Linked DNA regions of Homo sapiens: regions 1 and 2 are each linked to region 3. Evidence: chromatin loops called from intact Hi-C (ENCODE). Cell type or tissue: PC-9. All regions are shown on one strand.

Region 1 (8,000 bases), 410 kb before region 3:
AGTCAGGGACAACAGCTAAATATAACAATGTCCTTCACAGCTACATCTCCTTAAAATGCTCCATTACAGGTATAAAATGGTATATCTGTTATTTCATAGTGACATCTAGTGGCTTTTCCTTATCAAAGAATAAGATACGCATTTTCCTATTTGCTCATCATAAGCTCTGCTGCTTCTCCTGCAGAAATTCATTCAACAATCTTTTATTAATTGCTTACTTTATGTCAAACATTGTGCTAGGCCCTGAGGATAGATACATGGTTCTTACCCTCCCAGAGCTCATAGTCCAGCGGAAGAGGCAGAAAAATCGCTTGACAATCCCAGCACATTGTGATACATGTTACAATGGGAGAACACCAGGGCGTCTGGAGCAGAGAAGGGGGTGCTTAACTCCATCCAGGGAGGTCAAGGAAGGTTTCGCGGAGGAGACAGTCTTTGAGTTGAGTTTTGAAAGACTTTGCCAGGTAACCTACAAAGGATAAATAGAAGCCATTCAAAAGAGTGGGCACTCCATATACAGAGGCAAAGCACCTGTGGAGTCACTGCCTGGGACTTTGATTTGGAAAATTCAGCATATAGGGTATAGAGCAAGGTTCCTCAACCTTGGCATTATTGGCATCTGAGGCAGGGTATTTCTTTGTTGTAGGGGGACTGTGCATGATAGGATATTTAGCAACATCCCTGGACTTGACTTACTAGATGCCAGTACCAACCCCCTCCCCAAGTCATTACAACCAAAATATCCCCAGATATTGCCAAGTGGCCCAGAGTTGGGGGTTTGGGGAGTGGAGATGGAAGATCACTCACAATTGAGAAAGACTTGTATAGAGGGAGCTCACTTGAGAAGGCTGGACAGAAAGAAAGGTGGTTGCTGGATTCCACAAGGCTGTCTGTAGCATGTGGAGGAGCTTGGCTTCATGTCATAGTTGATAGGGAGCCATTGGGAGGGCTTAATTAGGGAATGACAGGTCAGGTATGTGCCATCTGGGGGTGTGGAAGTGGCATGGGACTGGAGACCTGAAGAGTAGGACGGGATGCTACTGCAATGTTTTAGTAGAGAAGTGATGAAGGCCTGACCCCAGGCAGTGGTGCAAAGGATGGATTTCAGAGCTATTAGAAACTGGAAAGGACTTAAGCGAATGTTTAGCTCTTAGTAGTGAGGGGAGATTAGAGGAGTCAAGGATGGCCCTTTGGTTTCTTGCTTGGACAACTCTTTCATTTGTTGCTATTATTTCGACAATTGCTTATCAGTGACAGGAAAAAGTTGGCCTAAACTTGTAGACACAAAGCAGGTTCACTGTGCATTGTTTATAAACTTCTATGGGTTTGGTGAGACAGAACACACTCATAAGCAACAAGTTACATGAAGTGGGTTTATTACTTACAGATAGGCAGCAAGGGACAAAAGAAGCCTAGGATCCACTGTGAGATGGTTTCCCAAGACTCAAGAAAGCTGCCTGGGTGAATGAGTCTCGATTAAGCATGCCTCACTTGCACCATAGCTGAGAGACCCCAAAAGGCAGCCTTTCCTGAGTTATATACCTCAGGGGCCATGTGACTCATTTAGCAAAGCTTTGAAGGACATCCTGCTTCTGAGAGAAAGGAACAAAGGCTGGGCTGTCCCAGGCAGTTCCTCCCTATCTCAAGATGTTAGATTCTCCAGGAAGGACTGGAACAAGGCTTTTGCTGTTTCAGGCAGTTCCTCCCTATCTCAGGATACTGCACTCCCAGCACATTCTACAGTTATTCTTAAGAATGACAAGCAAGAATGAGGGGAGTATTGTGTTGGTCCAAGGCCACCCAGAGAACTGTCATTCAGTAGAAGGTGGTAAACCTTTAACTGTGTAGTGCCTGTAAAGTCACCATGGGCATACAGAAGCACCAATCAGCCATTCAATTAACCCATGTAACCCAATGGGGAGTCATGGCTCCAATTTAAAAATGTGACACCTTGTCATTTTAATTAGGTGATACATTTGGTCACAAGAAAGTCCTGTCCAATTACTACTAAGTGAAACAGGTGGCGTATGATTTTCCTGGGGCTGAACTGGCCTCATTCAGTTAAAATTCAGTCAGTCCATTCAGCGGCACCCTTCAGTTTCATGTCAACCTGAAGAAAGATTTCCAGCAACTATCAGAGACTTGCTCTCACCTGCATCTTGCTCTGTTTTGATCAATGCCTGAATCCAGGCATTGCCAACAGGAACAGGAAAGTATGGTGAAGATATTGGGGGATATAATCAGAATGTAGATGTCTTTTGACAGGCTTAGATTTCCTCCATCAAGAAGAGATTAAACAGGGCCACAAATACACTGCATCAGTTCCTGACAATATAGATTGCGTTCCAGCGTGGCATATATGTGAAAGTATGAAACAATTGAGCTTACTGTGTATCAGTGGTGTGGTGTGGCCGCCAAAATGGTCCATGTGATCTGAGGCCACATTAAGAGAAATGGTGTCAAGAATGAGGAAGGTGATAGGCTGTCCCTTCTTGTTGCTTGTCAGATCGTGCTTAGCAGGCCATGTTCCAATAAAGTGGAATGCACTTGCAGGCAGACAACAGGATAGCGGGGCCTTGAAGCTATATAGAGAATAGTTGAAAACCATTTTTAGCATAAAGAAGAGAAGCCCTGGGGTAAATGCTGTCTTCGAATATCTGAAGCCACACAAGTGGAATTTTAAAAAGGTCCCTAAATAGACCATGATGGTCTGGAAATTACCACTTTGTGCTGACCACTCCGTACCTTATCTTCAGCCCAGGTTGCTCTCTGAGTGCCAGATCTGTTCATTCAACTCTACTCAGATGTCCCGCAGGCACCTCAGTCCTTCCTCCAGAGCTCTAGGAGGCATCCTTAAGTCCTCCTCCTCTTTCTCCCCCGAATCCCTTTTGTCACTTTTACCCGCTAAATATTTCTCTAGTCTGCTCCTCCTTCTCTTTTGCCTTGTCTTCTGCAGTGGCCTCTTAACTAACTTCACGAATTTCATCTTCATATACATAATGATCTTTCTAAAACACAGACCTCATCATGTCATTCCCCTGCTTAAAGCCCTTCAAAGCCTCTCTGTTGCCTGCAGAATTAACTTTGAATGCTTTAATATGGCATCTGTGGCCTTTCACAACCAGGTCCTGGGCTCCCTCTCCATCTTCAATTCCTGCCACTACTCCTTCACTCCCCGGGAGGTTTTTTGATGCACGTTTCTCTTGCACAATAGGCTGGTTTATGCCTCTGTGCCTCTGCTCATGCTGATCCTTCTGTCTCATACTCCTTTCCTCTCTCCTTGACTCATTTTTTTTTTTTTTTTTTTGAGATGGAGTCTCACACTCTGTCACCCAGGCTGGAGTGCAGTGGTGATACCATGGTGCACTGCAGCTTCTACCTCCTAGGCTCAAGTGATCCTCTCGCCTCAGCCTCCCTAGTAGCTGAGACTACAGGTGTGCACCACCACGCCCACTAATTTTTCTATTTTTTGCAGAGACAGGGTTTCACCATGTTGTTCAGGCTGGTCTTGAACTATTGGGTTCAAGTGATCTGCCCACCTTGGCCTCCCAAAGTGCTGGAATTACAGGTGTGAGCCACCGTGCCCAGTTGCCTCATCTAATTCTTGTTTTTCAAAATAAAGCTGCAGAAACCCTTGTCTTATCTTTAGGCTAGGTTAGAAATCAGTGTGAGGTGTTTTTTTTTAATCATACCCTGCACTTGCTCCAAGCATTCATGGCACACACAATTGAAACACTTTCCCCGGGTTTCCATGTCTTATCCCTGTCTGTATCCCCAGTGCCTGCCATAGTGCCAGGCACACATTAGGTGCCAAGACTAAGCAAGTCTTGACCTGACCTGACCACTGAGGGAAAACTGGCCATGTCTCTGTTTGCCCCCGACCCCAGCTGCATTCCCCAGCGTGCTTCTCTGATATTGCCCTAAAAGCTCTTCCTTGGATATAATGAGCATCCTGGATTCTTTTTCTGACATAACCTCCAAGGTGTTATCTTTACCTGCCTTCCTACTTCCAACACACCATGAAATTCAGGAGACCCCTGGACCCTGGACACCTACCCTTCAGCAGATCTTTCTTTCTTTCTACACATGGAATATTTCTAAGCAGCATCAAGTGCTTTCAGTTGAGGCATTCTGGGTCCCCAAGGCTATTTGCCCTGGAAGAAGGGGGCTGTTGACACTCACTGAATCTCTGCAGGTTTTGTCATATGAGTCTAGGTGGCTGTTATCACCAAGGCAGCAGTGTGTGTATGTGTGTGCCCCTCTAACTTCTCTGCTGCAGTGAAAATCCCTACAGTGTAGACACTGAGGCTGCCTACGTTGGGCTGTCCGTATTTCTTAAGGGCACTAGGTGACCTTCAAGTTGAATGCATACTGGATCCACACACCCACAACATGAGAGACCCTCTCTGAAAGTCTGTCTCTGTGTTGCCTTCTCTCTATCCATGTTGGGGTAGGGGTGGTGCTTATGAAACATTGATTGTGTCATTAACCCTGGTGGTTGGGATGTATTTGCTCTGAAAGGCTAGGAACAATGTTTAGGAAGGAGAGCTGCAGACTTCCACTGTGGTGCACTCTTAATATTTACCAGAAGATGTCACTGTAGGCTTAAACCAATACAAGAAGTTAGGGCAAGAAGACTTCCAGCTAAGCATGAAGGTGACTCCATTTTGGGGGGTTAGAACACCGAGCAGCCCCCATTACAATGCATGCCTGGAAAAGCTGGTTGAAAGGTTAATCCAAATGTGTCACAGACCTTAATAAATTTCTTTTTTTTTTTTTCCAAATAATCAGACTAATTGCCACTAAACTGTTGCCTCAGGGCTAGCATAAAGGCTCAATAAGTATGCACTGAATGGATGAGTACTAAAGCTAGGAGTGGAAGGAGGGAACCCAGGGCTTTAGTAGTCATCTTTGTTGGTAAAGGCTACTGGAGAACAAAAGCTGCTACTCTTTAGCAGTGGCTTCTCATAGAGATGAATTTTAGTGGCACCAACAAGATCAGGTCCTAGGGAAAGTAGTGAGACAAGTGAAAGTGCTCTTGGCCCCTTTTCCATCCTCACTCCCAGATGCTTCTCCTGTGCCCAATGCTTGTTTCTTCCTGAAAAAATATATAAAGTGATTTATTTTAAGAAAAACCTTCCTGTGATTTTTTGCAAGGCACTTAGAAGATTATCCAGAGTTTTTATGTCATGAGGCATGTCCCTAGCTCTCTCCTTCCTCTTCCCCAGGATAGTTCATCAAGTAAGCAGTTAAAGAAGTTACTGAGATTCTGCTTTATGCCAGGGATGAAGGCCAATGTACAAAGCTGGAATGGATGGGATGAGGGCTATATAGAAGAATAGGACAGAGCCCCTGTCCTTGAAAACATAGTTTAAGTGGAAATATAAACAATTAATTGTAATTCAGTATCACACATTTTTGGGGGAGGCAGTGGGGTGGAGGGGTAGGGTCTCACTCTATTGCTCAGGCTGAAATGCAGTGGCACAACCACAGCTCACTGCAACCTCCGTCTCCTGGGTTCAAGTGATTCTCGTGCCTCAGCCTCCTGAGTAGCTAGGATTACGGGAGCGCACAACCACACCTGGCTAATTTTTGTATTTTTAACAGATGGGGTTTCACCGTGTTGTCCAGGCTGGTCTCAAACTCCTTACCTCAAGCAACCCACCCACCTCAGCCTCCCAAACTGCTGGGATTACAGGCATGAGCCACCGTGCCCAGCCCCAGTATCACAAATATTTTAACAAAGGCTAAGTATAGAAGTGCTATGGCAACACAGAGGAAGAAATGATAACTGGCAACACAGAGTGGGGTACATTTTTTCACAAAAGAGATGGTACTTGAACTGGTATTGAAGGATGAGTAGAATTTTCCAGCCAAAGAGGGAAGATCATGGCAGGCAGAGCAAGCACCATGTACAGGATAGAGGCATAGGAGATAGATTTCAGGATGCCTGAGGTGATGGAAGCCCCAGTTGGGAGAAACGTTTCCTCAATGAACATCAGCCAATATTCAGTTAAGCAGGTGGCTGAGCAGGTTCCCTGTGGCTCCTCATGTATGTGTAGAGAACAACCACTCCCTCAGATGGGAATGAATATTTCAGAAAAGTTGCAAGCCATTCTCCGGGTTTCCTTTAAGAAGCTAAATGCTAATATTCAATGTTTATTGTTGCTTTCTTTCCACAATATGCCCTTCTGTGGCCTCGTCCTTCATCTTCTGTACCTGAGTGGTAACCCATTTCTCATGAAAAGCACAATGACACGGTTCTCTCCTTAAGTATGCCTGATTGTATCATGGACTTGATGTTTCTGGGGCGTGTGCCTACCATGTATGGTGTGAGTGTGTTAACATGTGGTTTAAATGTTTGCTAGTCTGCTATTTGAGCAAAGAACTTTGTTTGAAGCCCTAAAGAGAAGACAGCCATACAGCAAAGCCTCCACACTTGCTGACATCCACGTGCCCTTTTAGTAGATAAGGAAAAGGGACATTTTGAAGCTGCTGATAGAGTTAAGTTTCCTATCCTGGGAATATTATCATAGGAGCAAAGGTGGAAACCAAGGTAGTAGCTTGCATACATGCCATTGGCAGCTACCATGTCTATTTCAGTCAGTGACTAACCACAGCGTTTATTGCTGGAGGCCCTGGGCTACTCTGCCTATCTCTACATTCCACTTCCATAATGTATGAGCCATAATATGACAACAGCCAGAATCAAGAGTATCATATCATACACTCTTTTAATGAGTTTTTTAAAAACAAAAAGATATGCAGATTAGACTGGATATTAGAAAAAATGCTATTGCATATTTAATAAGATTCGAATTTGAACCCACTTGTCAACTCCATTTCACTCCAATAAAGTATGTGCTTCCAATGAGTCTCCATTTCATGATCACTAAATGGTTTAGAGTGGGGGGCATGAAATAAAGTGGTTGCCTAGTTAGCCAATGGTGTCATTGGGAAGATTTTGTCTTTGGTTAGAGAGGGAGAAAAAGAGGGGAAGGGGGAACGAACGGGAGTGAAGCATGACAAGGTCAATGTCTGGAATCTAACCTTTTCATACCTGTTTTAGCTGAAGTATCAGCAAATTGGTTGAAAAAATTAGCTATCTCTAGGCTAGTGAGACTCAGAGAGGGGACTGCAGTACAGTTTACAGGACAAATGCCATCAGATCCCTGTCATTTTTGCTTTGCCTTCCTTTTTAGCCAGTGAACACCACATATGCCATGTACCTCCATGACTCCACTTATTTCGCCCATATCTCTGACTGTTGGTTTTTGTGCTTCATCCATAGGAACTTCCACTACATCACCATCCTCCGAGACCCAGTGTCCCGGTACTTGAGTGAGTGGAGGCATGTCCAGAGAGGGGCAACATGGAAAGCATCCCTGCATGTCTGCGATGGAAGGCCTCCAACCTCCGAAGAGCTGCCCAGCTGCTACACTGGCGATGACTGGTCTGGCTGCCCCCTCAAAGAGTTTATGGACTGTCCCTACAATCTAGCCAACAACCGCCAGGTGCGCATGCTCTCCGACCTGACCCTGGTAGGCTGCTACAACCTCTCTGTCATGCCTGAAAAGCAAAGAAACAAGGTCCTTCTGGAAAGTGCCAAGTCAAATCTGAAGCACATGGCGTTCTTCGGCCTCACTGAGTTTCAGCGGAAGACCCAATATCTGTTTGAGAAAACCTTCAACATGAACTTTATTTCGCCATTTACCCAGTATAATACCACTAGGGCCTCTAGTGTAGAGATCAATGAGGAAATTCAAAAGCGTATTGAGGGACTGAATTTTCTGGATATGGAGTTGTACAGCTATGCCAAAGACCTTTTTTTGCAGAGGTATCAGTTTATGAGGCAGAAAGAGCATCAGGAGGCCAGGCGAAAGCGTCAGGAACAACGCAAATTTCTGAAGGGAAGGCTCCTTCAGACCCATTTCCAGAGCCAGGGTCAGGGCCAGAGCCAGAATCCGAATCAGAATCAGAGTCAGAACCCAAATCCGAAT
Region 2 (8,000 bases), 66 kb before region 3:
ACCAAGCCATAAAATTGGGCATGCACCAAAATACTTCATCATTAAATGAAAGTGATATTATTCTTGATTGGTCTGAACAGGACCTGAGAGCACAAATAAGTTACACGAAGAAGTGGCCTAAATGCCCATGAGCCTCATTCCTGCTACACTATCTTCTGTCTGTAAGCTTGCAGCTATGGCCTCATGGGGGAGTTTCCTATGATCAGGTCATGGAGGAAGAGAGGACCCAGACCTGCTTTATAGATGATTCTGCATGATATACAGGCACTATCCAAAAGTGGACAGCTGCAGGACTACAGCCCCTCTCTGAAACATCCCTAAAGGACATTGATGAAGGGAAATATTCCCAGTAGGCAGAACTTGAAAAAGTGCACTTGTCATTCACTTTGTTTGGAAGAAAAAATGGCTAGACATTATTATACACTAATTCATGGTCTGTGGCCAATAGTTTAGCTGGATGGTCAGAGACTTGAAGGGAACGTAATTGGAACATTGATGAGAAAGAAATTTGGGGAAGAGGTATGGGATAGATCTCTATGAATGGGTAAAAAAATGAAGATATTTGTGAATGCTCATCAAAAGGTGACTTCAGCAGAGGATTTTAATAATCAAGTGGATAGAATCACCCATTTATGGATACTAGTCTCTTTCCCAGCCACCTCTGTCATTGCTCAATGGGCTCATAAACAAAGTGACCATGGTGGCAGGAATGGAGGTTATGCATGGAATCAGCAACATGAACTTCTATTCAACAAGGCCAACTTGGCTATGGCCATGGCGGGGTGTCCAATCTGCCAGCAGCAGAGACCAACACTGAATCCCTGATACAGTGGCAGGCTGATTACATTGGGCCACTTCCATCGTGGAAGTTTTGTCCATACTGGAATAGACACTTACTATGGATAAGGATTTGCCTTCCCTGAACACAATTATTCTTTCAAAACTACCCTCTGTAGACTTACAGAATGCCCTATTTACCATCATAGTATTCCACCCAGCATTGCTTCTGATAAAGGAACTCACTTCACTGCAAACTGGCTTTTTAAAAACTCTGTTACAGCACCAGCCAGCTGGCAATACCTTGTAGGGCAAGGGGAAAGTTCTCCAGAAGGCTGTATATGCTCTGAATCAGCATCTTCAGATGGGGCTGTTTCTCCCATAGCCAGGATTCATGGGTCCAGCAATTAAGGGGTGGCAAAGGGAGTGGTACCACTCACCATCACCCCTAGTGATCTACTAGCAAAATTTCTACTGCCTCTTTTCATGAATTTATGGTCTGCTGGCCAAGAAGTCTTAGTTCCAAAGGGAGGAATGCTTCCGCCAGAAGACACAACAATGATTCCATTGAATTGAAAGTTAAGGCTGCTGCCTGGCCACTTTGGGCTCCTCATGCCTCTGAATCAACAGGAGGCAAGGAAGGGAGTTATTGTGCTGGCTGAGTTGATTGATTCTGAATACCAAGGAGAAATTGAACTATAACTCCACAATGTAGGTAAGGAAGAATATGTCTGGAATACAGAGGATCCCTTAAGATGCATCTTAGTATTTCCACGCCCTGTGATTAAGGTAAATGGAAAAGACAACAAACCAATCCAGGCAAGACTACTAATGGCCCAGACCCTTCAGGAATGAGGGTTTGGGTCATGCCTCCAGGTAAAGAACCACAACCAGCTGAGGTGTTTGCTGAAGACAAAGAAGATGCAGAATGGGTAGTAGAAGAAGGTAGTTATAAATTCCAACTACAACCATGTGACCAGTTACAGAAATGAAGACTGTAATTGTCAGAGTATTTCCTTATTTCCCAATGATCCCTACCCCCAGTGGTCCATTAGGTGGCTCCATAATATTCAGGCCTAGATAATCTCTAAGGTCCTTGTGAAGGAAAAGAACACCGTGTATTGAGTACCTACTGTGTCAGGTTGTATACTAAGCAGAGGCTAAGAGGAAAGATATAGCATTCTGTGGGGACGAGAAGACAGCAAATGGCGGGAAGAAAGCCAGATGGAAGGTGCTGAGGCAGAGGTATCCACTGTATCCTGGTAGAAAGACCTCAAGCCATTTGGGAGTATAAAGGGAGAGTTGAGAAGGGGAGAGGGTGGCATTGCTTGGCTTTGAAATGTGGCTGGCCAAGATGCTTGGGCACTGATGTGCTCTTGACAATTTGAAAGGGCTCTTGGATTGTTCCTACGTTCAGACTGCTTTTAAAGAGCTGTTTTGTATGGAGGCCTCTTTCATTTGCATGAAGTCATGCTCACCTTCTATAGGTGTTTCTCAGCTGTCAAGAGCTCTCCAAACCTTCTGGAAAGCCCTTGTGACAAAGGAAGTTGTGGGATGCAGAGGCCAGGTGCTCAGACTCCCATGAGTGGGTGGAGAATGGAAATAAAATGAATGAAATGGGTTTAGGATTGGAGAATGTCCAGGTCACTCTTGATTGAATCACTAGGGAAAAGCTGTAGTGGAAATAAGCCCCAGACTGATTTTTCAGCTCTACTTCATCTCCCTTCTGCTGGGCCGGCAACATGAGACTAATGGGGAAAAGCACGGCAGAGCAAAGAGGCTACTTCTTGGGGAATCAAACATAGCAGAAAGTTACCACCGTAAATAGAAAATAGATTGAAAGCATTTGAAAGTTTCTGTTCAGCATTACCAGGAATTAGCCTGGCATTTAAGAGCCTGTACAGTACAGTCCCAGCCTATCACTGAGTCTTATCTTTTACTTCTTATTGACCCCTACCCTCTACTTGTCAGGCCTACTTATTAGGCCTTGATCCCTGAATAATAATAATCTTTGAATTTCTCATCTCCCAGCTTCACCTTCACCCCCACCCATTGCCTTGTTTTCTCTTAGAGCTGTTGTTCCTCTGAATCCCTGTACCACTTGCCTACATTAGCATTTTTTCTTAGATTACCTTATCACACAATGCATTTATTCTTTTTCATTGTGTAAAAGTCTATATTCCCACCTAGATTCTAAGTGCCTTGAGAACAGGCACCATGTCCTATACCTCCTGTCTCCCTCCCCTTCCTCTATTGTGCTAGATCCACAATTAATGGATCAAAAATAATCTTCTGGTTGTTTTGTTGATTATTACAAGTATGTCATGAGATTGTCCCATAGGATTCTGCCTTGAATTTTTATATGGCCTTGAACAAGTTTCTGCTCCTGTCTTTGCCTCAGTTTCTCTATCTGTAAATGATTGGATTGGACTCGACGACATCTAAGAGTTCTTCAAGCTTTGATAGCAGATGATTCTACAAGTCCATCCTCAAAAAGAGGAAAGAGAATTGATCCAACTTACTAACAAAGCTGGGGAAGGAGGAAATATATTTGCATAAAAAATGAAACCAAACAACAAACAACAGCTGAAGGGGGAACAAAAGGGAATCTAAGGAATCTAAGGGCTAGGAACTTGTGTGAGAATTGAGGTAGAGGAAAACGCTAACCCTCTTAAAGAACAGGCTTTTCCAGCCCTGGGTGCTTTACAAACATGAATTTTCTTCTATCATGGAGAAAGAGATCCAGCTAAGTCTAGCACTTGTGTTAGCAACTGGTTGCAACGGCCTAAAAGCAGAATAATCAAATGAAACTCCCTACCACTCAGCAGTCAGGCACTCATGAATGCCTAGACCGAGTTAACAAAGTTCCCAGACACTGCCATCTAGTGGCAGTTCAGAAATATATTTGTGGCAATTCATCCTTGCATTCTCTGATGGAGCTGTCAGCATTTTGGAGAAACATGAACCAACCCAAGGATGAAATATTGGGCTAGTGAAGAATGAAAAAGTCCCCCGAGGGAAAGCTCGATAAGGAAACTAGGAGAGACAAAGACAGAGAAGGACAAAGACAAGGCCAAAGCAAGTGAGACAGAGCAAGACACAGTTATTCATGAAGCTAGGTGAAACTTTCACTGAAAATGGGGTAGGGAGGGGGAATTAACACAATCACTCAACCTGGCCCAGCATCTCAATCATAGCTTTAGAGAGATGGTGGTGGGAGCAGCTTCTGATATGCTTTATGTGCTTTTCTCCTCTCTTGTTCTCAATTTCTCCCCAATCCCACACTCTTTTACCTTGTCCGTATGTTCCTTCCCACATGATCACTCCATACCCAACTCCCTAAAAACAAAAACAAAAATAAAACAACAATAACGAAAGACCTTCTTGGGGTTGTAGATAAGTATTAGAGACTATGGATGATCACATGTTTGTTTTTAAAAAAAGTAATACCAAAGACGTCTACAGGTCTCTGGATACATCTCTACCTAAATATAAATGTGAAAGATCTTTTGTCCCATTACGTTTGCAGTGTTTTCTTGCTCCTGAGCTCCAGACCTACATTTCCAATTGCTTATGGGGCATGTTCATTTGGATATCCTCTGACTTTTCATCATTAAAATTTTCCCAAAACTGTCCCCCTCCTCACTTCTCCCCACACCCTGTCTCCATCCTTTGCTCCTCATTTCTTTGTCTGGTCCTTCAATCTCCCTAATGATTGAGACCACAAATCAGTCTCCCGCACCCTCAATATGCTCTAATTCTCCCTGGCATTAAGTCTTTGAGACTTCCTTCAAAGTTATATCTCTAAGATATCTCTTATTTTCTGTTTCTACATACACTGTGCTGGATCTGACCTCATAACCTCTCAACTGGAAAACTGAAATGGTTGTGGTTTCAGCATTTGTTATAGATGCCCAATTCATCCACTTTTCTTCATCTGCATTAGCAACAACCCAGTCACAGCCTCCATCATCTCTCTCACCTGTGCTACGACAATCATCTTTTGATTGGTCTCTCCACCTTCAAACTTATCCAACAAAGGATGTCCTGCATAAATAAGCATACCTTGAAGATATTGTGGATTTGCTTTCAGACCACTGCCATAAAGCAAATATTGCAATAAAGTGAGCAACATAATGTTTTTGGTTGCTGAGTGCATATAAAAGTTACATTTCGAAGTTCTAGCCACAGCAATCAGGCAAGAGAAAGAAATAAAGGGCATCCCAATTGGAAAAGAGGAAATCGAACTATCTTTGTTTTCTGATTATATGATCTTATATCTAGAATACCCTAAAGACTCCTCCAAAACACTTTTAAATCTGATAAATGAACTTGGTAAAGTCCCAGGCTACAACATCAATATAGACAAGTGAGCAGTACTGCTATGCACCAACAATGACCAAACTGAATGACAAATCAAGACTCAATTCCTTTTACAGTAGCTGCAAAAAATAAAATACCCAGGAATATACCTAACCAAGGAGGTGAAACATCTCTGTAAGGAGTATTACAAAACACAGCTGCAAGAAATTGTAGATGACACAAACAAATGGAAATACATCCCATGCTCATGCACTGGAAGAATCAATACGATGAAAATGACCACACTGCTCAAAGCAACCTACAGATTCAATGCAATTCCTATCAAAATACCAACATCATTTTTTCACAGAATTAGAAAAATCCCCTAAATTCATATAGAACCAGAAAAAAGTCCAAATAGCCAAAGCAATCCTAAGCAGAAAAACAAATCTTGAGGCATCACATTACCTGACTTCAAATTATACTACAAGGCTATAGTAACCAAAAGAGCATGGTACTGGTAAAAACGTAGACATGTAACTGATGGAACAGAATAGAGGTCTCAGGAATAAAGCCACATCTTACAACCAACTGATCTTTGACAAAGCATACAAAAGCATAAATTAGGGAAAAGATATCCTGTTCAATAAATGGTGCTGGGAAAATTGGATAGCTACATGTAGAAGAACAAAACCAGATCCCTATATCTTACCATGTACAAAATTTAACTCAAGATGGATCTAAGAACTGATACCATTAAAAATCTAGAAGAAAACCTAGGAAAAACTCTTCTGAACATTGGCCTAGGCAAATAATTTATGACTAAGACCCCAAAAGCAAATGCAACAAAAACAAAACTGAATAAATGGGACCTAATTAAACTAAAAAGCTTCTGCACAGCAAAAGAAATAATTATCAGATAGAAGCGGTTCCAAGATGGCTGAATAGGAACAGATCCAGTTTATAGCTCCCAGCGTGAGCGACGCAGAAGATGGATGATTTCTGCATTTCCAACTGAGGTACCGGGTTCATCTCACTGGGGACTTTCAGACGGTGGGTGCAGGACAGTGGGTGCAGTGCACCAAGCATGAGCCAAAGCAGGGCGAGGCATCGCCTCACCCAGGAAGGGCAAGGGGTCAGGGAATTCCCTTTCCTAGCCAAGGAAAGGGGTGACAGACGGCACCTGGAAAATCGGGTCATTCCCACCCTAATACTGTGCTTTTCTGACGGTCTTAGTAAACGGCACACCAGGAGATTATATCCCACGCATGGCTCAGAGGGTCCTACACCCACAGAGCCTGACTCATTGCTAGCACAGCAGTTTGAGATCAAACTGCAAGGCGGCAGCAAGGCTGGGGGAGGGGTGACCGCCATTGCCGAGGCTTGAGTAGGTAAACAAAGCGGCCAGGAAGCTCAAACTGGGTGGAGCCCACCACAGCTCAAGGAGGTCTGCCTGCCTGCCTCTGTAGCCTCCACCTCTGGGGGCAGGGCATAGCCAAACAAAACGCAGCAGAAACCTCTGCAGACTTAAATGTCCCTGTCTGACAGATTGGAAGACAGCAGTGGTTCTCCCAGCACGCAGCTTGAGATCTGAGAATGGACAGACTGCCTCCTCAAGTGGGTCCCTGATCCCCGAGTAGCCTAACTGGGAGGCACCCCCTAGTAGGGGCGGACTGACACCTCACATAGCCGGGTACTCCTCTGAGACAAAACTTGCAGAGGAACGATCAGGCAGCAACATTTGCTGTTCACCAATATTCTCTGTTCTGCAGCCTCTGCTGCTGATACCCAGGCAAACAGGGTCTGGAGTGGACCTCCAGCAAACTCCAACAAACCTGCACCTGAGGCTCCTGACTGCTAGAAGGAAAACTAACAAACAGGAAGGACATACACACCAAAACCCCATCTGCACATCACCATCATCAAAGACCAAAGGTAGATAAAACCAAAAAGATGGGGAAAAAACAGAGCAGAAAAACTGAAAATTCTAAAAATCAGAGCACCTCTACTCCTCCAAAGAAATGCAGCTCCTCACCAGCAACGGAACAAAGCTGGATGGAGAATGACTTTGACGAGTTGAGAGAAGAAGGCTTCAGACGATGAAACTTCACCGAGCTAAAGGAGGAAGTTCGAACCCATGGCAAAGAAGTTAAAAACCTTGAAAAAAGACTAGACGAATGGCTAACTAGAATAACCAATGCAGAGAAGTCCCTAAAGGAACTGACGGAGCTGAAAACCATGGCACAAGAACTACGTGAAGAATGCACAAACCTCAGTAGCCAATTCGATCAACTGGAAGAAAGGGTATCAGTGATGGAAGATCAAATGAATGAAATGAAGTGAGAAGAGAAGTTTAGAGAAAAAAGAATAAAAAGAAATGAACAAAGCCTCCAAGAAATATGGGACTATGTGAAAAGACCAAATCTACGTCCGAATGGTGTACCTGAAAGTGACGGGGAGAATGCAACCAAGTTGGAAAACACTCTGCAGGATATTATCCAGGAGAACTTCCCCAATCTAGCAAGGCAAGCCAACATTCAAATTCAGGAAATACAGAGAATGCCACAAAGATGCTCCTCGAGAAGAGCAACTCCAAGGCACATAAAGATCAGATTCACCAAAGTAGAAGTGAAGGAAAAAATGTCAAGGGCAGCCAGAGAGAAAGGTCAGGTTACCCACAAAGGGAAGCCCATCAGACTAACAGCTGATCTCTCGGCAGAAACTCTACAAGCCAGAAGAGAGCGGGGGCCGATATTCAACATTCTTAAAGAAAAGAATTTTCAACCAGAATTTCATATCCAGCCAAACTAAGCTTCATAAGTGAAGGAGAAATAAAATACTTTACAGACAAGCAAATGCTGAGAGATTTTGTCACCACCAGGCCTGCCCTAAAAGAGCTCCTGAAGGAAGCACTAAACATG
Region 3 (8,000 bases):
CTGACAAATGGATAAACAAAATGTGGTATATCAATATAATATAATATAATATAATATTATTTGGCCATGAAAAGGAATGAAGTACTGATATATGCTATCACATGGATGAAGCTTAGAAACATTATGCTAAGTGAAACAAGCTAGTCACAAAAAACCACATATTATATGATTCCATTTATATGAAATGTCCAGAAGAGGCAAATCTAGAGAGACAGAAAGTAGATTAGTGGTTGGTTAGGGCTGCAGGAATGGAGATAGAGAGACAATAGCTAGAGTACCTGGCTTCTTTTTGAAGTGATAAAAATGTTCTAAAATTGTGGTGACGCACACACTGGGGCCTCTCAGAGGGGAAGGTGGGGGTAGGGAGAGCATCAGGAAGAATAGCTAATGGATGCGGGGCTTAATACCTAGGTGGTGGGATGATCTGTGCAGCAAACCACCATGGCACATGTTTACCTATGTAACAAACCTGCACATGCTGCACATGTACCCCAGAACTTAAAATAGAATTTGAAGAAAAAAAATGTGGTGATGGTTGCGTAACTCTGTAACATAATACTATCATTGAATTGTACCCCTTAAGTGGATGAATTATGTGGTGTGTAAATTATATTTCAATAAAGCTGATTTTTTTAAGAAAAAAGAATGCTGCCAATCCATAGCGGGGAAAAATGAAGATAGGGGAAAGCCCTCTGGGCAGAGGTAATATATAAGGCATATGCAAATAAAATATGTACAGAACTGTGTAAACAGTTTAATAACATCATCACTATTTAACACCTACCACGTTGCAGGCACTTTTCTAGACCATGGGATATTCAGTGAACAAAATTTACAAAAGTACCCATCCTTGTGGAGTTTACATTGTAATAGGGGAAACATATTAAAATCCCTAAAGAACATAGTACATTAGAAAAGTGTAAGTGCTAATGAGAAAAAAATAAATAAGACTTGAAGGTATTGCATGAGGAGGGGGTGCAATGTTACACAGAGTAGGAGCTCTTGAGTAAAACAGCTGAAGAAAGGAAGGAAACTGAGAATCTGGGGGAAGAACGTTCTAGATGGCACAGCAAGTACAGAGGCTAGTGTAAGAGTATATCTATCATTTATGAAGAGCCAGATTATGTAGTGCTTTTTAGATTATTGTAAGGACTTTGACTTTGCTCTGAGTGAGATGAGAAATTACTGTAGGATTTTGTGGCTATAATGGGATCAGTTTGGCTACTGCGTTGAGAATAGATTGAAGGAGGCTAAGTTCACAAACAGCAAGAGCAATTAGAAGAATACAATAATCATCCAGAAAAGTGAAAATGGTGGTTTGGGCCAGATTCTTAGCAGTGGGTGTGGTAAGAAATAGTCACATTTTGGACATATTATGAAGATAAGAACTTCAGTATCTCCAGATGGGTTGGATTGTATGGCATAAGGGGAAAAGAAGACTCTAGGATGACTGGAAGAGTGTAGTCTGTGCAACTGGAAGCTGGAGTTGCCATTTACTGAGATTTTTAAGACTGCAGAAGGGAGGCTGGGAATGGTGGCTCATGCCTGTAATCCCAACACTTCAGAAGGTGCAAGCAGGAGGACTGCTTGAGCCCAGGAGTACGAGACCAGTCTGGGCAACAAAATGAGACCTCATCTCTACAAAACATACACAAATTAGCCGGGTATGGTGACGCTTGCCTGTAGTCCCAGCTATTCAGGAGGCAGAGGTGGGAGGATTGCTTGAGCCCAGGAGGTTAAGGCTACAGTAAGCCATGATTGCACCATTGTACTCCTTCCTGGGCAACAGAGCAAGATCTTGTCTGAGAGACAGAGAGAGTGAGAGAGAGAGAGAGGAAGGAAGGAAGGAAGGAAGGAGGGAGGGAGGGAGGGAGGGAGGGAGGGAGGGAGGGAGGGAGGGAAGAGAGAGAGAAAGAAAGAAAGAGAGAGAAAGAAAGAAAAAGAAAGAGAAAGAAAGGAAGACTGACTGCAGGAGAGGCATGTGTTCATTTCTGAGGAGAGGTGGTTATCAAGATTCAGCATTGGACATGTTAAATCTGAGATGTCTGAGTAATACAAATGGAACTATAGTATAAGTATGAATCTAGAGTAGCGGTCCCCAACCTTTTTGGCACCAGGGACTGGTTTTGTGGAAGACAATTTTTTCCATAGAGGGTGGGGAGGTGGGGGGCGACAGCAGGGGATGGTTTCAGCATGAAACTGTTCCATGTCAAATCATCAGGCAGTTAGATTCTCATAAGGGGCATACAACCTAGATCCTTCGCATGCGCTGTTCACAATAGGGTTCATGCTCCTATGAGAATCTAATGCCGCTGCTGATCTGATAGGAGGCAGAGCTCAGGCGGTAATGCTTCCTCACCCACAAGTCACCTCCTGCTGTGTGACCCAGTTCCTAACAGGCCACAGACCGGTACCGGCCCATGGCCCAGAGGTCGTGGACCCCTGATCTAGAACTATGGGAGCAGTCTGAACTGGAGATGTAAATTTGGGAGTCTGCAGTATGTAAGATGGTATTTAAAGCCATAAGACTGGGTGCAAATTCACTGAAACCATGATGATTTTATTTGTACTAGAACATAAAGGATGTGAAGGTGGGAGATGTGCTTGGAAGGTAGGCAGGAATAAGAATATAGAAGACCTTATATTTCATGCGTATAAACTTGGGCTTTTTCTGATAGAGAGTTGTTGAAATCAGCAGAAATATGTAGTTAGACTTGTTTCAAACAGACTTGTTTCATAACACTGGTAAAAGTATGCAGAAAACACCAGAGACATACAAACGATTTAGGAGGCTATTACAGCATTCAGGAAAGAGTTGTCACACAAATGTTTCTCCAGTCCCTCTACACACTAGAGCAGACATAGGATATGACGGATGTAAGAAAGACTAAGGAGGTAGACTTGGCAGGACTTAATGGGTTGTTTGGTTATAGGAAATGAGGATAAAGGAAGAGTTAAGAGTGATATTTTATATGGTTTGGATCTGTGTCCCCATCAAATCTCATGTGGAAACGTAATCCCCAGTGTTGGAGGTGGGGCCTGGTGGAATGTGATTGGATCATGGGGGCAGATCTTTCATGGCTTGGTGCTGTCCTTGCTATAGTGAGTCAGTTGTTGCAAGATCTGGTTGTGTAAGAGTGTGTGGCACCTCCTGCTCTTTTCCTCTTGCTCCTGCTTTCCCCGTGTGACCTGCCTGCTCCTGCTTGACCTTCCACCATAAGTAAAAGCTCCCCAAGGCCTCCCTAGAAGCCAGCAGATGCACATGCCATGTATCCTGTACAGCCTGCAGAACCTTGACCCAGTTAAACCTCTTCTTTATAAATTACCCAGCCTTAGGTATTTCTTTCTAGCAACACAAGAATGACCTAAAACAATACCCTAAGTTCTACTTTCAATGACTGCTGGATGGTAACACCATTTACTGTGACAGGAATCACAAGAAGGGGGGAAAGCTCTGGATATTAAAAGGAAAAAAAAACCCTATGATATGCTAAAATTAACATAGTAAGTTTGAGAAACCCTTAGGATCAGCCTGGGTTCTCAAAGCTAGCCTCTAAGTTAATTTTGTTAATCTTGTCATGTGGGAAAAGCATCCACTGAATTTGTCTGCACAAGCACTGTGGTTGGCTTGAACACTACATTTCTATGTAAAATAATTTAATATTTAGACTTTTAAGATCTGGTTTACAGGAGTGTACCTCACCACCCCATCCAACCCTCCAAACTTCTCATTCCCCAGCTTTCTAGCTGACACAAAATTGAGTCCCCAGCCATTCAATGCTAAAGGTCAAACGGTCTTACATTGAATTCCTTGAGCCATGAGGATCTCTGTAAGGTGCCTACTTGAGCAGCAGCAACCCAGCCTCTCTCATGCTGACGTTGTCATGGCAACAAGGAAGTGTGTTGTCTCTTCTTTTTAAAATCCAGACTATGTATTTTATTTTTATTTTTATAAAGTTTGAAATATATGGAAGATTAGGCCGGGCATGGTGGCTCATGACTGTAATCCCAGCACTTCGGGAGGCCAAGGCAGGAGGATTGCTTAAGCCAAGGAGTTTGAGACCAGCCCAGGCAACATAGCAATACCCCATTTCTACAAAAAAAAAAAAAAATACAAAAAATTAGCTGGGCATGGTGGCACATGGCTGTAGTCCCAGCTACTCCGGAGGCTGAGTTGGGAGGATCACCTGAGCCCAGGGAGTTCGAGGCTGCAGTGAGCTATGATCATGCCACCGCACTAAAGCCTGGGTGACAGAGTGAGACCCTGTCTCAAATATATATGTGTAGAAAGAAAAAAGAAAAGAAAAAAACCCAAAGTGGGTGTTTTTAGTTTAATCTTTTGCTGACACCTAGTGCCAGAACTCTGCATATTCAGCTACCTGCTCCAAATAAGAAAAAAATAAATAGAATTAACAGGATTTTAAAATTGCCATGAATTTGACAAAAAAAAACCCGATGATTTATTTTAGCAAACAATATTTATCTTATCTTTACATTATACTTTTCACATCATTTCCCACATTTAAATAACAGCCTTTTAAAGTATTCAGACTCCAGGCCTTCTAAATGTCTAAGAATTCAATGTTGAGGCAATTTCTTTCTATTCTCATTTTTGGTTCCCTGCTGGGGGAATTGCTAAGAGTGCATAGAGGCCCAAGTAGTTCAGAATTCAACTCTTTGTAAGTTTTAAAGTACTTAGAATAAATTCCCCTTGGAAATTGTATGGGATGAGTCTGGAGTCCACGATGTTTTCATAACCGTGCTTTTCAACCATTCTCAATTTCACATTATGGGTTTACACTAAACAGTAAAAATTTGGCCTTGCATGTAATTATTATAAGTGCTCATTTCTAAAGAGGAATGAATTTGTAAATAAAGGGAGGGAAGAGTGACTTTTTATGGCATGAAATAATTTTGAGGAGAAACACGATTTGTATATACATCATTAAAAATAGGGCTTAAACTATGTGGTAAATAAAACTTGTGGGCAGTAAAAGAATTCAGGAGGATTACATCTGTGTTTGAAGGTGTTATAGGTACAGAGGCAAAGGAAGAAATGAAAATGCAAGGTTTGTAAAAATGAATGAACGAGTTTTCTGCTTGAATCTGCATCTACCGGCTGTGTGAACTTAGTTGTGTGAGCCTCAGTTTCCTCATCTCTAAACTAGAGATGATGATGACAATGTGCTTGCCTTATAGGGTTGCTGTAAGGATTGAAGTACAGAATTTCTGACATGTGGCAAGTGCTCAATAAACAATAGTAGTAATAGCAGCATTAAAAATAACTAGGCTTACCCCAATGCCTCCTCTTACAGAGTCTAATATTGTCCTAGTGTCAAAACAAGGGGGCTCCTTGTTGTAAATGTTCCAGAGCACTTTGGAAAGTAACTATGACCACCTCAGGTTCAGTACCAGGTGCCACAGATCCAAGGTCAAGGGGCCCCTGGGAGGTTATAGAGGCATGTTTCCAGAGGGCACTTGAAATCAGTATGAACAGTCAGTCTTACTCGAGGGCAGAGAAACAGGGTAATAAAGTCTAGATTCTTTAACCTTGCCTCACTGCCCATTCGCTGCCCTGTCCTTCAAAGAAACAAAACTGCTTTCTGTGGAACAAGGTGGCTAATATAAGATAGGCTCAGACTAACTTAGGTTTGAATTCAAACTCTACCACTACCCAACTGTTCGACTATGTACAAACTAACTTCTTTGAGCCTTAATTCCTTTGTTTGTAAAATTGGGAATAATAATACCTAACTCTTAAGGTTATTGCTAGGATTAAATGAAATGATGTGCATAAATCACTTTGCACAGTGCCTCGCAAATAATCTGTAATCAAGAAATTATCATCAGGCTGGGTGTGGTGGCTCAAGCCTGTAATCCTAGCACTTTGGGAGGCTGAGGCAAGTAGATTGCCTGAGCGCAGAAGTTCGAGGCCAGCCTGGGCAATATGGTGAAACCCCATCTCTACTAAAAAATACAACAACAACAACAAATTACCAGGGATTCTGGCATGCACCTGTAGCCCCAGCTACTGGGGAAGCTGAGGCAGGAGAATCGCTTGAACCCAGGAGGCGGAGGTTGCAGTGAGCTGAGATCGCACCACTGCACTCCAGCCTGGATGACAGAGCAACTCTGTCTCCAAAACAAAACAAAACAAAAGACAAGATAAACTATTATCATTACATGATTAAATCATCCGACTTGCCACCACATCAAATATGGCCTTGATATTGAGACTAGCTTGGCAATTTCAAATGGATTTTAATAATCTGAGAAGCCTGTCTTACACGTCATTTCTTTCTATGGTTTAAACCTGATCATAAACACCATTTGTTAAACACCTACCGTATGGTGGGTACTTAGGCACTTTTTCTTACTTAATCTTCACATCAAATATGGCCTTGATATTGAGACTAGCTTGGCAATTTCAAATGGATTTTAATAACCTGAGAAGCATGTCTTACATGTCATTTCTTTCTATGGCTTAAACCTGATCATAATCACCATTTGTTAAACACCTACCATATGATGGGTACTTAGGCACTTTTTCTTACTTAATCTTCACAATACCCAAATAAGGTAGATCTATTAATATTTTCCCTTCACACATGATGAAAGAGAAGCTCAGAGAAGGTAAGAAGTAACTTGCCTCAGGCTACATATGCAGCACAGCCAATGGTTGAACCTGGCATGGATGTCGCTAGCCCCTGATTTTGTATACCGCAATTAAGACCTTTGTAAAAACACATTCCATGGCTTCCTACAGCCTCCAGGGGAAAAGTCAAACCCCTTAGCTTACTACTCAAGGCTTTCCCCTATGGTTCTAGCCCCTACCGATTCTTCTGGCCTCCTTGCCTACTGCCCAATCACCTTCTCTAGGAAATCTTCCCTGATACCCTTCCTAAGTCTCCCATAACACCCTGGCCGATATCTGTATCACAGGATGTGCCACGCTATACTGTAATGTTGATTGTATTGTCTATATTCCTCAAAAATGCTAGTAAAGTGCTTGGCACAGAGTAGGAATTCAATAACTGTGTGATAAATGAATGAGTGGATACATTAATGAGTATCAAGCAAGAAAGCCCCAAATAATGTCCTACCGCTTTACAGAACAGTGGTGCTTAAAATGTGGTCCCTGGGCCAGCAGCAACAGTGTCATCTGGGAACTTAGATATGCAAATTATAGATCCTGACCCAGACCTACTGAATAAAAAACTCTGGGGTTGAGACCTGGCCGTCTGTGGTTCACATCACCTCCAGGTGATTCTGATGTACATATATTAGGAGTATGGGAGTATAGTTATTATTAGTACTAATTCTTTAAATTTATTTGGTACTTGATAGATTACAAAATAATTTTCTAACTACTATCTTTCAAATCAAGGATGAAGTGGAGAGGGAAAAATTGTTAAGGAATTCAGATCTATTTTAAACACATCCCTATTTAGTACGCCTCTCAGTTCTGAGAAACTAACTTTGTCAGCAGTCGCACAAATTTGTGACTTTGTAGGAGTGTCTGCCTGGCCAGGTTGGGGTAGTGTCCTCTGTGGTCAGCAGCACCTCTAGTGAAATCTCATTGATTGGATGAAGGATTCCAGGTGAGCAAAATTGAATGTGATTAAATTCTCATTGATGCTGTAGGAAAGCTAAAGCTATAGGAAAAAAGGCTTACTCATGTAGGGGATGAGGGATACATGAGTATTTTTTAGTGCTTTATGCAGACATGATGTTTCAGTAAGTGAAAGAAGCCATTCACAAATTTATATGAACCCATTATTAGTTTACAAAAAAAAAATGTTCTTTAACTCTCTCCAGAAAAAAAATTGTGAAAGACACTAAAATGTTAATAGCAATTTTCTCCAGGTAGTGGGATTATACTTTTATAATTTTTTGCAAATAACATTATTTTCATGAGAAAAAAGATAATAATAAAGGTATAAAATTGGTTTTGTGTACTGGGGGAGCCTGACATGCAGAACTAATGATTAACTAATGAT

What was found. A loop is a pair of places that touch in the nucleus more often than their neighbours do. Peaks named below come from ENCODE experiments on the same cell type or tissue, not always from the same donor. Only the 100,000 strongest peaks of a DNase experiment are listed, where the experiment ranks them.
Region 1: a loop joins it to region 3, with 12 times the contacts of the local background. A loop is called at or near these places in 26 of 110 quality-filtered maps.
Region 2: a loop joins it to region 3, with 2.5 times the contacts of the local background. A loop is called at or near these places in 11 of 110 quality-filtered maps.

What each region holds. Positions count from the first base shown.
Region 1 is chrX:132,628,385-132,636,384 of GRCh38, reverse strand. HS6ST2 (heparan sulfate 6-O-sulfotransferase 2) reads left to right here. Exons shown (of 5, transcript NM_001394073.1): 5 at 7,292-8,000. Among named protein-coding and RNA genes, the nearest start is that of HS6ST2-AS1, 35 kb to the left of the region's middle. In PC-9, CTCF peaks have their summits at 92 (motif pointing left), 4,394 and 4,593 (motif pointing right); no DNase peak of the experiment used is centred here.
Region 2 is chrX:132,288,628-132,296,627 of GRCh38, reverse strand. All of the region lies in intron 2 of RAP2C-AS1 (RAP2C antisense RNA 1), which reads right to left. Among named protein-coding and RNA genes, the nearest start is that of RAP2C, 73 kb to the right of the region's middle. RefSeq lists an enhancer at 5,716-6,915. In PC-9, CTCF peaks have their summits at 3,490 and 3,691 (motif pointing left); a DNase peak (open chromatin) is centred at 3,657.
Region 3 is chrX:132,222,694-132,230,693 of GRCh38, reverse strand. All of the region lies in intron 1 of RAP2C-AS1 (RAP2C antisense RNA 1), which reads right to left. Among named protein-coding and RNA genes, the nearest start is that of RAP2C, 7.2 kb to the right of the region's middle. RefSeq lists an enhancer at 6,412-6,941. In PC-9, CTCF peaks have their summits at 4,134 and 4,346 (motif pointing left); a DNase peak (open chromatin) is centred at 2,753; H3K27ac peaks cover 1,296 bases.